Linked DNA regions of Homo sapiens: region 1 is linked to region 2. A link is a loop called in an ENCODE intact Hi-C map of the cell type or tissue named here. Cell type or tissue: PC-9. All regions are shown on one strand.

Region 1 (8,000 bases), 490 kb before region 2:
AATTTAAAATGTGCTACTTCCTAAAATTCTTCAAAAGGACAGAACTAGCTTCTACAGCAGTTTATCCCCAACAGCTTATGTGATTAACAGAGAAATATGATTTCACCATCTACTTTCAGAGACAAAAAAATAAAAACTGAAGTGAAAACAAAAACTCCTACCAAAACAAAAATTCCTACTAAACCCTGTCAACAAAGTGATGGGTCTTGACATGGATGCTGGCAGTCAGCAAGACAGAAGTCAAGGATTGTTTCAGATAAATGGCAGGAGTCAAATGCAGGTGGCTCTGCTGACTCTCTACAGATACTAAGCACTCATGGTGTGTGTGTGTGTGCGTGTGTGTGTGTGTTTGCATGCATGTGTGTGTGTGTTTGCACGCATGTGTGTGTGTGTAATGGAGCACACGACTCTTGCAGGAAAGATGTTCCAGGAGTTGACTGGGGCATAAAGGTGTAAGTTGCAGCCTTCAAGGCATGGCCTGCATTCTAGTTTCTGGAACTCCTACATCTCAGAGATGCAAAAACTAGGGTGCTGAGAGGGCCAAACTGCATGGACCATACTACTGAGTACCTTGTGGTCTGGTCTGTGCCTCATTATCCTCTGGCCAGGTATGGCTGACAGAGAAGCATCTGTTTTTTGGGTTTGCTGTCAGGAGGCTGAGATCTTTGAGGCTGTGTGTGTGTGTGTGTGTGTGTGTGTGTGTGTGTGTGTGTTTCTCAATAAAATTTAGACCTTTGCTAGGGCAGCTGCCAAGAATAAAAAAGTAGGCTGAGAAAAATCACGTTTCAATGCAAGTAGAATGAATAATATTTCTTTGTCTTAAAGATGTTTCCACTATAGCTGTTCAGTCTTGCTTGAGAAAATTTCGTGTTGTAGAATGTTTAATGTTAAAATGCTCTGTGAGAAAATCCGTAATTTGCAATTAGGTAACTTGTAGGGTCAGTCAGCAAAAGACAAAATCTACTTGCTTCAAAAGTGTTTTGGCAGCAAAGTTTAGCCAGACTTTATTATATTCAAATGCTCAGTGGTTGCTAGATGTGTAATTTTTGTAACTTTAGACCCCAGTGGGAAACATTGTTTGGGAATCATAAAAATCATGGTGAAGAACAATTGCAGATATTGTACAGTGAGCGATAGGATATTTCTTGATAAAACATAATGGTTATGAACCTCTAAATATTATGTTGAGTAAAAGAAGCTGGCACAATTGAAACATAGTTTCAATTATATGAAGTTCAAGAATACATTTATCTGATGGAAATCAAGGAATCAACTGAAAAGGAATGGGATGGAACTTTCTGGGATGATGGACATGTTCTGTATCTTGTTTCGGGTGAGAGTTACAATTTATATCTGTGTATTTTAATGTATGTAAATTATACCTCAATTAAAAATGAATAAAACTGAACACTTTAGATCTGTGCACTTTAATGTATGTAAATTATACCTCAATTTAAAAATGAATAAAATTACACACACAAAGATATCTGTTAAGTACGGTGATTCTCAAATTTTTTTTTCTGTATTGATCCTCATGCAAATACATTGATTACTTCTGGCTTAAATGTGTCTTTCTTCTACCTGTTTGCCAAATGACAATTTAATTAAATAAATCTTAAAACCTATACAGCTTCACAAGTTTTGTGATTGTAATTATTTCTAACTGGTACTGGTGAACTACATTTCTTATCTAGATCTACCTCCTATGGACTAGTCGATCCTTGTTTAGACAAAGTATAATTTAAAACTCTCTAAGCCTTAGTTTTTCCATTTGTAAAATGGAGATTACACTTGCCTGAGGGTTGTTGTAGGATCAAGTGAGAAAATGTATATTATAATCCTGCTAGTCAAAGCATCATCAATGGCATCACTCAGGGGCTTGTTAGGAATGCAGAATCTTAGTCCTCGCCCTGGACCCACTATATTATTCTAACACTGCTATAAAGAAATACCTGAAGGCTGATGTGGGTGGATCACTTGAGGTCAGGAGTTTGAGACCAGCCTGGCCAACATGGGGAAACCCTGTCTCTACTAAAGATACAAAAATTAGCCAGGTGTGGTGGCACATGCCTGTGGTCCCAGCTACTTGGGAGCCTGAGGCAGGAGAATCGCTTGAACCTGGGAGGTGGAGGTTGCAGTGAGCTCATGTCATGCCACTGCACTTCAGCCTGGGTGACAGAATGAGACTCTGTCTCAAAACAAACAAACAAGCAAACAATAAAAAACAAAAACAAAAAAAACCTGAGCCTGGGTAATTTATAAAGAAAAGAAGTTTAATTGGCTTATGGTTCCACAGACTGTACATGCAGTATGGTTGGGAAGGCCTCAGGAAACTTACAACCATGGTGGAAGGCAAAGGGGAAGCAGGCTTTTTTTACATGGCAGGAGCAGGAGGAAGAGAGAGAGAGGAGAAGGAGAAGTACTACATACTTTACTACATACTTTTAAACACCAGATCTTATGAGAATTTACTTACTATCACTAGAACGGCAAGGGGGACGTCCGCCCCCATGATCCAATTACCTCACAGCAGGCCTCTCCTCCAACATTAGGGATTATAATTCGACATGAGATTTGAGTGAGGACACAGATCCAAACCATATCACCCACTGAAGCAGAATCACCATTTAACAAAATGCCCAGGTAATTTAACAAGATGCCCAGGTAAAGTTTTAGAAGTGTGATCTTAAATGCATTGTAAATTATAAATTGAGATACAAATATTAGAAATTGTCATTAATACAGTTTCTATGGTGGAAATATGGCCCAGCATTTTGCTATGTGTTTTCCATGTTGTTGTCAGGCTGCTGGCCTGAAACCAATGTGGGTAACATGCTTGTGAAATATGGCTGAGTTGTTGGTGGAGGGACTTCATGAGTCAGAATGGTAGGCTTTCCTAGGACCAGCCAACAAACTGCATTTCCAGGTAGCTTTTCAGGATGCAATTTCATAGGGTGTGAGAGTGGCCTCAGGTCTATGAGGCTATAACATTGAGTAATTTCTGCAATTCCAAAGGCGGTGAGAAATTTCTATCCTGGAATTTAATTTTCTTCCCCTGGAATCTGTTCCTAGCCAATAGCCGTAAAAGGTGCTGCCATCACCAATTCACTTGAGCCAGCAGCCTCCCAATCATCCATGATTCTCTTTGTGACTCCCATCCCTATCCCATCCATCAGCAAGTACCCTCAGTCCTATCTCTGAATTCGACCTTCAATCTTCCTACCTCCGTCCAGCTTCATGACCACCACCGCCATCATTTGGCCTACTGGCCCCTAGTGGTTTCCCACCTCCACTGCATGCTCTTTGATCATTCATTCTCTAAATGTCCGAGAAAACAGATTACATCATACTCCTGCTGAAAACTCTTCCATATGTTGCTTTTTACTTAGAATAAGACCCAGACCCCACACCTGCACCTGTAGTAGCCCATGAGGTCCTGCCTGAAATGGTTCTGGTGCATCTCTGCAGCTGCATCTTGCCCCTCCCTACCTCACTCGGCCCAAACCACATTGACCTTCAGGTTTCCAAGCGTGTCCCATGTTTCTCTGTTTTGCAGATGCTGCTTTCTTGCCTAGCTTTTTCGTCTCCCCTCCTTTGAATGCTCAGTTTGTTTTTCTCCTGCAAGTCTCAGCTAATTCCCCAGTTTCTCAGAGGTGTCTTCTGTGAGTGTTCTAGCTAAAGTAGACCCCACTGTCAATCACCATCTCAGTCCTTTGTTTTTTTCCTTCACAACACCTCATCACAAGTTGAAATTATTCTGCATATCTGACATTCCATTTTTGTTTGATCTTCCCTTGTAGAATAGCAGGGCTTATACTTGTATTGTTCACCATTGTATTCCCAGGGTCCAGCTTAGTGCCTGGCCTAGGGTAGATACTTAGCAGATACTGGTGATGACTAACTGACTAATACATGAATGAATGCATGCATGCGTGAACGAGTTCATTCCTTTGCATAGCTGGATGGCTGCTTAATTATGTAAGGCTGTTTGGAATTTACTTCCTGAAGAAGTTAAAAAAAAAAAAAAGGCCCACCTCTTGATTCTACACTCATCACCCTCATACCAGATTGCTGAATGCATTAAAAAAAGAAAGAAAAGCAGAATTCATTTTGCAGAGCTTGCTTGCTCTGTATCCCTGGTCCTCCTGTGACCTCATCCTGCTTCTGGAAAGGGTGGTTCCCTTGCAGTGGTTTTATCAGTCCCTGGTCCCTGGACCCGCACTGTTGGAAACCACAGGAAAAGCAAGCACAACATCACCTTTAATTAGCAAGAGAGGCGCCTGCCTGATACACACAGCGGCTTGGAAGCAAGAAACAGAAAAATGTAAGGCAGGACCAGGTTCGTGGAAAGAACTAGAAAATGAAAAAGAGTAATTATCCTGTTTTAACCTAATGTTGTTAATCTGTATTGCCCATTATCATTGAGAGCATCTTGCCTACTGAAGTATGCGAGCTGTGGAGCTGCTCTTTGCTCCAGCAGTGTAGCTAACAGAAGGGACTGGCTCCTCATCCATCATAATAATTAGTTTGTCATAATTTTCTGTCCTTCATGGCTCTGCAGTAAAAAGATAGAAGAGGCATTTAAAGTTACCCAGGAATTGTTCCCCAAATTTCCTCCCTGTTCTTTATGGGAACAGATAGCTGTATTTCTGCCCTATTTATTTTATGTTTGGCCTGTGATAATGAAGTATATTTCATCTGGAAGTATACAGCTTTAATTTTCATGTTCTACTTGGAAACATCTCGCTGTTTCGTTTTGTTTCAGCTCTACAGTATATAAAGAGAGCTCATGCTTCCTTCTGAACTCACCCATCACCCACCAGAGTTAATTCTAGTTTCAAGACCAACATTACGACTTCATGAGCCAACTGCATAATAACACGCACCGGATCTCCAGTCCGTTAGCATGGACAGAATGTTTTCCCTATTTTATCCCTTAATTTTCAGAACAGCCCTGGGAGGTAGACAAGGCAGGGGTTATCCACATGCCCATTTGACAGAATGAGGAGCAGAAAGGTCAACTGACTTGCTCAGGGCCATGCTGCTCAAGCAAAAAGGTGCTAGGACTTGATTCCTGGTTTGCTAATTGTACATGATGGCCTTTTCTATAACTCCAGCAACATCTGTAGCAACCGCTGCTTCTACTGGAGTTTGCTTCTGCTGAAATGCAAATGGGTCAATTTTCAGTTATTCTTTCATACTCTCATCTTTATGAACAGGATGGGCATTCTGTGGTGGAAAAAGGGAAAGGTGGCTGGTACAAAAACATGGGGTTTATGGCCCAGGGCAGAAGTTCTCAAAGTGTGGTCCCCGGACCAGCAGCATCTGCATCACCAGAGAGCGTGTTTGAGATGTAAAGTTTCAGGCTCCACTCCAGTCCTACTTACTTATCAGAACTCTGGGGTAGACTTGGCAATCTGTGCTTTAACAAGTCCACCAGGTGATTCTGATGCAGGCTAAAGCTTGAGAAGCACCCACCTAGGAAGAAGATGGGGAAACACAGAGGAGAAGAGAGAAATTACATTGTGTGCCCAGGCCACAGACTCTGGGGCCAGACTTCTGGGTTCTTATCATAGTCCTACCACCTCATCCATCCACAGAGTATTTACTGAGCATTTACTATATGCCAGGCACCATGCAGATGCTTGGAATATAGCAGTGAAAGAACCAAAGATCTCACAGACCTGCTGTTTTACTTTACACTCATTGGTTGAGTGATAGAAGGAGCAAAGTAGTCTGTCCTTTTGTTTCCTGGCCCATAAAGGGAGAATACTAACTGTGCCTAACTGTAGAGTTTTTCTAAGGTTGACACTGAAAATATCTAGTGTCTGCACACAGTGAGAGCTCTGCAAGTGCTTGCCCTCTTCCTCTTCACACACTCTCAGTTGCTGAGTACTATCAACAAGTTGATGGTGCCATCCCTTGCCACTGTTCCAAATTGTGATCACAAGCCGCAAAGAAATTCCTAGAGGCATGAGACTGACACAGACATCACTGAGATGCTTAAAGGAGGTGTTCAAATTATCCCATTTGGAAGGGTGCAGAGGCCTCTTGGACCCAGGTGATACGTACTTGATTGTGAAATATCCAAATTTTGTCATAATTTCCACGATTACTATGACAATATTGGCCCAAGTTCTCTAGGAATAAATACGTTCTTGGCACTGCTTCTGAGTCCTCCAGCCTGAAATATATACAGGGCTCAAGGATGAAGAACTTATTGGGTGGCTTCAAGTAGTATAGAGCGTATTTGAAGATGTCTCTGATTTTAACGTCTGGCTGCTTCAGGAGGGCAGAGATGCGGTGACAATATGGGCCTTTCCCACGTTCACATCAGGTGCTCATTTCTCCAGATACAAAATTGTTTATGCTGTATTCAAAGCCCAGCTCAAATCTTAGCTCATCTATAACATGGTTTCCGGTTGGATCAGCTCATGTGAAATTCTTCAGTGAGGGGTTTGGTGCTCCCTTGTACCCCCAGTGGAGCAAACACCATTTGCCAGCCACCTGGGAAGCAAATATTGCATCTGTTGTAGCATTCTGTGTTAGTTCCTTGAAACCCTTCCCACCCCAGTCTAAGACTGTGGTGGAAGCTGTATTGAGAAGACATGTAGGCAGAAGTCAAATGTGGAACTCCTAAACCACCCCAAATATAAATGTTGTATGGTGTGTTTGTTGGGTGTGTTGGCGAGAGAGAGAGGAGAGACAGTGAATGGGTGTGTGGGGATCAGAGCCAGAAGAAATAAGAAGGGAGGCAGAAGGGGGGAAGAGGAAAAAAGGAAGATGGAAGAAAAGGAGGTAGAAGGAATGGAGGGAGGGAAGAAGAAAGGGAAAGAGGAGAAAGGAGAAGGAGAAAGGCAAGAAAAGTAGGCTAGATGGAAAGGAAGGGGAGGAGGAAAAAGGAAGAAAGGGGAGGGAGAGAAGACTTGGGCCTGCAAAGCTGACTCCTAGTTCACACAGCCAACTTGCTGCCTGCAGGAGAGAAGACAGGCCTGCCTCGCCTGCTGTCTGTTGGTGGGACCCAGGTCTAGCTGAGCCCATTGTGGCATTGGTGGCTTGACATGACATGCTTCTGTGTGGAGTAAGATGCTGCAGAGGGTGCATCTTGTATGAGAACCTCTTCAACTCAGTGTCCCTGACCACTTCTATATTGTGGCCTGATGATTAAAGATCCTCTCTTGGTCCTGTTCTCTTCATTGAACCTGTGCCTCTACCATGGGGATTCACTCTACCTAGCGATTCACAAACACATCTAGATCTTTCTCTAGACTTTGGGCCTTGGAGGGTGGGGCCATGTCTTAGTCTGTCTTAGAGAAGTCAGATTGAGTTGCTTTACATTTAGTAGGATCATGTTTCTAAAATGTAGTAGAATTATTTACTGAGAATAGTGTCCTATTTCTTGTGGAAAAATAGACCCATTGGGGTGCAATTTTTCTAGTATGTACTGCTGATTATAAGGGACAAATGATTCTTCCTTTTAGTCTCTTCTTAATAACAAAACATTACTGAGCTAAAATTTATTGGAGATTTTGTTTTGTTTTTTCTCCCTCACTCCCCTCCCCTGACCCATCTAACAAGAATATAATGCTCTGGAAGAATACCTCATATTTCAGATCTAAATTTAAAGAAGTCAGACTCAATTGCTCAGTTAATTAAATTTGCAGTAGTCTCTTTGGAGATATTTATGGACTTGTTTTTACACTTTTGCATTTTCCTTTTCTTCCAGTTGAGTAGTAGCAAATACAATGTGACAGCCACATTACTGTACATGTCAGTTATTTACAGACTAAAGTGATGGATTTCCTGATAATCATTTAATAAAATAATTTTCGGGGGATGCAGGCTCCCAGACCCCTTTGTTCATATGTTGCATTAAATGGGGTATCACATGATACCCCAGAGAGAACCACAGCCCATCTGACTCTGACATATGCACTATTTGAAATTTGGGGGCTTCCTTTATGGCTAAAAGCCAAATATTTGGACATGTGGTCTACTAT
Region 2 (8,000 bases):
GAGACCCTTTATAATTAGGAGTGGAGGACCAAGTGGACTCCATCCCTTGTCCCCACATAGGTCCTATTTCTTTCCTAGGCCACACAGCTTTTAAACATAATATTTCTCCCCTATTATCCTTCAGTATTTATAGAGCATCCGGCCTGTGCTAGGAGCTTGAAAAGACAGTCCCTCTCTCATGGAGCTCCCAATATAGAGGCCCTTTCCCTTTGGACTTTCTTCTACTGGAAATTGCCTTTTCTTGTGTAGTTCCCTTTGCTGACTCTGCTTGTCCTCCTGTTCTCACAAAGGCTACCATGCAGTGGGGGAATAAATATGAAAAAAAATATAAGATCATTGCACTGCAGAGTGAAGGAGCAAATCCCTTAACAGTCATGAGTACACATTCCAGCTCATGAGCATAAAGCCACACTATTCATAGAAATGGGTGATACTGATTGTACACTTACCATGTGTGAATATTGTGCTTAGTATATCACATGGATTACATCACTTCACCTGCTTCGGAGAACCTGGATTGAGCATAATGGAAATTAAGAGTTGGCCCATCCCTAGATCCACATCTGTTACCTGCTTTGCTGGCTGCCTGGGAATGAGGTCTTGTCTGTCTGTTTTTTGTTTTTTTAACTTCAGCTTTGGCCTGGAGCTGCAGCCCAGGCCACTATGGAAGGAAAGGGAATGTAGCCTTTATAAAATCATCTATAGCCTGGTGGGAATGTCAACTAGTACAACCACTATGGAAAACAGTGTGGAGATTCCTTAAATAACTAAAAGGGGAATTACCATTTGATCCAGCAATCCCACTGCTGGGTATCTACCTAGAGGAAAAGATGTCATTATATGAAAAAAAATACTTGCACACACATGTTTATAGCAGAATAATTCGCAATTGCAAAAATGTGGAATCAACCCAAATGTCTATCAGTCAATAAGTGGATAAAGAAATTGTGGTATATATATATACAATGGACTACTACTCAGCCATAAAAAGGAATGAATGAATTAATGGCATTCGCAGCAACCTGGATGAGATTGGAGACTATTGTTCTAAGTGAAGTAACTCAGGAATGAAAAACCGAACACTGTATGTCCTCACTTATAAGTGGGAGCTAAGCTATGAAGACACAAAGGCATAAAAATGACACAGTGGACTCTGGGGACTCAAGGGAAAAGAGTGGGAGGGGGGTGAGGGATGAAAGACTACACATCGGGTACAGTGTACACTACTTGGGTGGTGTGTGCACCAAAATCTCACAAATCACCACTAAAGAACTTATTCATGTAACCAAATACTGCCTGTTCCCCAATAACCTATAGAAATAAAAAAAAAATTTAAATCAGCTAGAGCCAAGCAGAAATAATAAGGAAAGTGAATTCCAAGAAAAAGTATGGAATTCTCTTCAAAGCATAACAGAAAATGTTTTGCCATTTCTGGTTGTTGTCATGAAGCAAAAAAACCCACTTGCCCACTTGGCATGTCTTACCTGACAAAAACTACAAAGAAAGGCCTGCCCAGGGTTTCTGCAAGTCCTGGATCTGGGAGGCTGTGTCTCACAGAGAGTGACAGCCAAGACTGAATAACTGTGAGACTGTGGGCAAGCTGGTGAGTTCTTCTGTGCCTCAAGTTCCTCTATGTAAATGGGGACAGTGATCCTTGCTCTTGGGCTTGTTGGGAGGATTCCATGGAATGATATGTGACACCTGGCACACAGTGTACACTCAGTTATCATCACATATGTCATCTTCAATATGATTTTTGCCAATTAGATGTGGACTTTTTGCGTTCATTAAAAATTTAAACAAACAATAATAACAACAATCACAGTGAGTTTGGGTTTATAATACTGTGGATTTCTTCCTTGGCATGATTGGAGATAAAAGAAGGAACATTCCATGTGATGCTGTGAGGTCCCAGGAAAGGTGTGACAGAGAATCCTGAGTCATGCTTACCTGTCATTACTAGTGGGAATGAGAGCCATCTGGGATGACCTAAGTGCATATTGTTTGCAGACAGTGATAGGTGCTCAGGGAGCAGGAAAGTGGAGCATGAACTCACAATAGAAGGTAGGAGCAGAGACAATCAAGTCCTATCCTACCAGATCAACTGAGAGATTTCTATTCCCTAAAGTTCCACAGTCTTTGTACCCCTCTCACCATGTCAACTTTGCTCTCCTTGAACGATCTTATCCCCTCTCTTGAACCATACTCCCTGTTTTTCTCACATTTACGTCCCCTTCAGGATATGGCAAATTGTCTTATGCTCAGGAAACATTTGCTGAATGAATCCTCTGGAGATCTTCAGAAAATCAGCATATTCCAAATGAAGTGACTGAGACTTAAGCAAGAGACCCAGGGTGGGATGGACAGACTCTTGAATAGCATCTTGATCTAGACCAGTATAAACTCGTGGGACCTAAACAAAAGTGGACCTTTGTTCAGTGAAGAAGATTCCCAGGGAGCAGGTAGAAGCAGATGGAGCTAACTCCAGATACAGGCTGTGCTCTCCGCAGACCCCAGCGTCTTCGTAGATAGGAGGTTTAGCAGATGGTGTTTTTGCATTAAGTTTCTAAATTACCATCTATAAGATCCTCTGTTTTCTAAAAACTAGTTGCCTTAAGGCTTTAAGATTTTAATGTAATTTTAATGTTTGTGTGTGTTGTTAGTGTACCTGTTTCTCAGGTTTGCTATCCCAGATAGGTTATTTGCTAAGATCAGAAGAAAATCAATTGGCAAAAGAACATGCTCACATGTTACATGTTATTACCAGTTGGAACAAGAGCCATCTGGGATGTAAGACTATCCACCAAACGGGTGTGTGGAACTGTCCCTTGGCATTGCACAGGAGGACCACTTTTAGTATGATTTCCTGTGCTGTGGCTATGACATCAGGGAGGCTGAGGCAGGATCACTTGAGGCCGGGAGGTCGGGGCTGCATAATGAGTTCTGATCGTGCCACTGTACTCCACCCTGGGAGACAGAGCAACACCCGTCACTAAAAAAAAAAAAAAAAAAGAAAGAAAGAAAGAAAAGAAAAAAGAAAAAGAAGAACAAATTCAGAAGCTACAATAGGAATAGTTCAGAAACCATCCTCCAGCCTTTTAAAGGCACAGAAGAGCTTTGTTTCACATTCGTTTCGGCTTCCAAAGCAACTAGTCAAGTCAGTTTCACCTGTTTTATTCACAACAGTTATCTCTCCAATCCAGATTCCTTCTTTAAAAAAAGGGAAGAAAAAACATTCTCATATTTCTTGTTTTGCTAGCAAGAAATGAGCTGCAGAACACTTTCAGAGATCCACTAGCTGTTTTCCTTAAGCTGAGGCTGAGAGCTTCAGGGGCACTCCAAAGAAAGAAAGAAAGGAAAGATAAAACAAAGGACGAGAGGCTGGGGGGAAGAAAGAGAGGAAGGGAGGGAGAAACTATAGAGACCACTGTGTGGACACCCACAACTTCTGGTTCTGAGGCTGGTGGGAAAGGAATTTGCAATAGAAGAGGAGGGGAACTGAGAGGAGAGCACTGTATTAAGAGCTTATAGGAATTCTAAAAAGAAAAAAAAAGGAGGCCTTTGATCCATTCCAAAGAGGGAGGCAGAAAACTTCAAAGCAGAATAACAGTCCCCTGCACTCTGCCCTACTCTAAGTACCCGGAGCATTCATTATGAATCAGCCCACCTCCCCTCGGCCCACGTGGGGCTGTGCAAGCCAGACACGCAATTCAGACCCACAGCTTGTTCAGCCTCCCCGAGAACACAGCGTGTGCAAGGTTTGGGAATGGAAATATAGCAGGGTGCCCACTCCTAAGTGGGGTTAATTCACGGATGTGGAAGGAATCTCTACCTTTCGCAGAGACTGCTAGAAACACCAGCTTCCCTTCTTTCTCTTCAAAGGAAGATGGTGTTTTTTTCTCCTTAATCCTGAGTCATTTACAGTAAGATACACGTAAATAATAGTCCAGGAGGTAAAATGTGATCTACACAGTCTCTACCTCAAAAATAAGTTTTTTGGGGGACTTGTTTACCATTCCGAATGTGACCCGGCAGCCCTTTACAAAAAGTAACATTTGCTTTTATTAGATACAGCAGATCTATTTCTGTGAGCACCGCAGATGTAACTGGGATTCATTTTTACTGGATGTCTCAGAAGACCGGGCCGACTGCCAGCTCTCCTGGACACAGGAAGTTACAGGGTGCGGTCACTTCTGCTCACCCATTTCTCCTTCAACAGCGCAGATCACATGCACAGAGTTCTTAGGAGACAGGTCTTCCCCAAGGCAAAGGCACACAGAAATGCTTTCCTTCCCAGCTGCCCCTTGATGAAAGAAACTAAACACCTCTTCAGCATGGATATGACACTAGCCCTCGGCTTCTTATTTTTTGCAATGACTACTCTGTGTCAGAGTCAGTAAAAATCGCAATGCAGAGAAGAGAGATAAAAAGAAACATCCTGGAGAATTCTCCTGGTTATTTTTAAAATATTGTCTCTGTTGACTTGAAGTGGTGTAGAAACAGTTCCATATGCTGTGTTTCTTTTTTCCTGTTGCATCTTATAGTTTAAACATAGATCTTTTATCGGATACAACTTCTGTTAACAATATGGCCTACTGGGTTAGCAAAGAAACCGTTCTTTTCTTACAGTTCTGGATTTGGGGAGGTTGCTCACATTTAACTGTGGAAAGCATTATGCTCTTATGGTCTTTGCCAATTCTTTTCTGTAACACAAACCTAAATTACATACCAATTTCTCGAGGTTCTTGCCTAGTTTGGACCAAATTAGGTCCCACAAATTCCTGATCTTAGCAACTGTGTCTCTCAGTTATTTTCCGTGAGACAATATGTTTGTCTGTACTTCATATTGCTTTGTGGAGACAATTACCAGTGCTATATCCCTATTTTTCTTTTTCTTGAAAAAAAATTTAATTTTTAGAAATTATTTGTATAGGAAAAATGTTAAAATAGAAATAAGAATATAACCTCTTTGACCACCCTGCTCCAGTCCTGGTCCCCTCCCTGGAGGTAGCCGTATTAGCAGACAGGCTCGTGTTCTTCCAGACATTTTTCTGTATATTTGCACACATCTAAATACATAGTCATATGTCTTGTTTTTGTTGTTACCATCATTATACAAATGGAATCATACCATAGAACAGATGCCTCATAATTTATTTACCTATTCCTCTATTAATGGATGCTACGGTCTGAATGTATCTCTTCAAAATTCATGTTGGAACTTAAGACCCAATGTGACAGTATTAAGAGGAGCCTTTGGGGAAGTGATTAAGACATGGGGGCTCTACCCTCATGAATGGACTTAGTGCCTATATAAAAGACACTGAAGCAAGCACTCTGGTCCCTTCTCCCTTCCACCATGTGAGGACACAGTGTTTGTCTCTTTCTTCCTGTGAGGACACAACAAGAAGACTCCATGCCAGAAGCAGAGGGCAAGCCCTCACCAGAAACCCAATCCGCTGGCACCTTGATCTTGGACTTCCCAGGCTCCAGAACTATGACTAATAAACTTCTTTTTTAAATTACCCAGGCTAAGGTATTTTATTGTAGAAACAGGAATGGACTAAGACAATGAATATATACCTTGCCTGTTAATTTGCTGAGAACCAAGGTTTCATTTTCAACATTTACTAGCTAATCTAGCCTAGAGAAGTACAAAGAACCCAGGACTTGGATTTTAGTCCAACAATACTACTAATGTCCAGGTAATCTTCGGCAAATGATCATCCTCTTTGGGCCAACATATCCTCAGCTGTCAGACCAGTGGGCATGTACAGTGAACAACTTAGTACCAGGTACTACAACAACTTACACATGCCTAGGCCCCAGGGCACCATGGTGATTCTGATTCAAAGCTAGGGCTAAGATTGGCTACCCTTAGCAAAGAAGAGTTACTGATGTGTAGGTGAGAAAAATGTCTCACGATTTAGAACAGGATGGGACAAACTACATCCCATGAACCAAATCAGACCTGCCACCTATTATTATAAATAAAGTTTTATTGGAACACAGCAATGCTCGTTTGTTTATATATTGTCTTTGGCTGCTTTAGTGCTAAAGTGGCAGAGCTGAGTAGTTTCAACAGAGATCTCATGACTCACAAAGCCTAACATATTTGTCACTGGGTACCTTGCAAATGTTTGCAGACCTCTGCTTTGGAAAGATCCCTATGGTCACACAGAGGGTGGGGAAGGAAGACAATTTAGAGTGGTGGTGGTGATGGGGGTCTGAGTCAGGGCAAGAGAAAAGAACAATGTGCGAGACACAACACAGGCAGAAGCACAGAAGTTGTGACTGACTGAATGGATAAAAGTATGAGAAACAGAAGTTACCAGTTTCATATTTCCAACTTGGAGGCTTGGGTGATTGTCATTAACCAAGATGAGTGTCATGAAAGGAAAGAAGATGTTTATGGGAAGGTGAGTAAGATTCGAATTAGGGACTTTCTGAATTCAAAGTGCAGATAAAGGTGTCCAGGAAGCAGTTGGAAATATGAGTCTAATATTCAGGAGAGAGGTGGGGCTGGAGGTCAAGCTTGAGCGCCACCATCTTGGAGATGAGAGCAGGTTTCAGGTGAGCAGACCAGACCAAAGAGGGAAAAACATAGAGGCAAGATATTTGAGGAAGAAATTCTGAGAAACCCCAACAGTTAAAGGACTGGCAAAGGAATAAACCTGAGAAGGAGCAATCAGAAGAGTAGAAGAAAACAAACATGATAATATTTGTGAAAGCAGAAGCAACTGATGTTGGCTTTTATAAGAGGTCTTTGTTGGGCTCATGTCGGGGTAAAGAGTGCTCTGAGGATTTGGTGCCTCTTGTCAGTGTCCTGTGGTGGCTTCCATAGAAAACACTCCACACCCATTATCTGCAAGGAGACAGCTGCAGTTTTGCCTCTTCATGTGGTTTCCTCAAACCCACCCCCTGGGAAATGCAATATGATTCTCTCACAGAGCAGATGGGATGCTAACTGGAATCACCTCTGCCTTGCAGAGTTCTCCCTCAGTTGCTCCAACAGTGCCTGGTAGTGTAAACAAGACTGGCTTACCAGTGCAGCATTCAATACCAGTGCTTACCCAGCAGCCATTCAACCAGTCCTGCTGATGCCCCACCATGTGCCAGCCACCAAAGCATCTAGTGCCAAGATTACAACTGTTTCCTTCTGCTCCTGGTTCTTAGAGTTTTTTTTTAAAAAAAATATATAAATGATCTGCATTTAGTGATATATTTATTTTTAATTTTTTTATTTCCATAGGTTTTTGGGGGAACAAGTGGTATTCGGTTACATGAGCAAGTTCTTCAGTGGTGATTTGTGAGATTTTGGTGCACCCAACACCTGAACAGTATACACTGAACCCAATTTGAGTCTTTTATCCCTCACCCCCACCAATGCTTTCCCCCGAGTCTCCAAAGTCCATTGTATTATTCTTATGCCTTTGCATCCTCATAGCTTAGCTCCCACATATGACTGAGAACATACAATGTTTGGTTTTCTATTCCTGAGTTACTTCACTTAGAATAATAGTCCCCAGTTCCATCCAGGTTGCTGTGAATGCCATTAATTTGTTCCTTTTTATAGCCAAGCAGTATTCCATTGTATACATATACCACAATTTCTTTATCCACTTGTTGACTGATGGGCATTTGGGCTGTCCATATTTTTGCAATTGTGAATTGTGCTGCTATGAACATGTGTGTGCAAGTACCTTTTTTGTATAATGACTTCTTTTCCTCTGGGTAGATACCCAGCAGTGGGACTGCTGGATCAAATGGTAGTTCCATTTTTAGTTCTTTAAGGAATTTCCACACTGTTTTCCATAGTGGTTATACTAGTTTCCATTCCCATCAGCAGTGTAGAGGTGTTCCCTTTTCACAGCATCCACGCCAACATCTATTACTTTCTGATTTTTTTTTATCATGGCCATTCTTGCAGGAGTAAGGTAGTATCATATTGTGGTTTTGATTTGCATTTCCCTGATCATTAGTGATATCGAGCATTTTTT

What was found. Peaks named below come from ENCODE experiments on the same cell type or tissue, not always from the same donor. Only the 100,000 strongest peaks of a DNase experiment are listed, where the experiment ranks them.
Region 1: it touches region 2 in a loop (6-fold over the local background); 4 of 110 quality-filtered maps call a loop at or near these places.

Annotation. Positions count from the first base shown.
Region 1 is chr3:59,323,549-59,331,548 of GRCh38, forward strand. All of the region lies in intron 4 of CFAP20DC-DT (CFAP20DC divergent transcript), which reads left to right. Among named protein-coding and RNA genes, the nearest start is that of CFAP20DC-DT, 240 kb to the left of the region's middle. In PC-9, no CTCF peak of the experiment used is centred here; a DNase peak (open chromatin) is centred at 3,913; H3K27ac peaks cover 358 bases.
Region 2 is chr3:59,814,569-59,822,568 of GRCh38, forward strand. The region is part of intron 8 of FHIT (fragile histidine triad diadenosine triphosphatase); the gene reads right to left. Among named protein-coding and RNA genes, the nearest start is that of CFAP20DC-DT, 730 kb to the left of the region's middle. RefSeq lists an enhancer at 3,364-4,563. In PC-9, no CTCF peak of the experiment used is centred here; DNase peaks (open chromatin) are centred at 1,973, 3,663, 4,203 and 6,093; H3K4me3 peaks cover 1,446 bases; H3K27ac peaks cover 6,816 bases.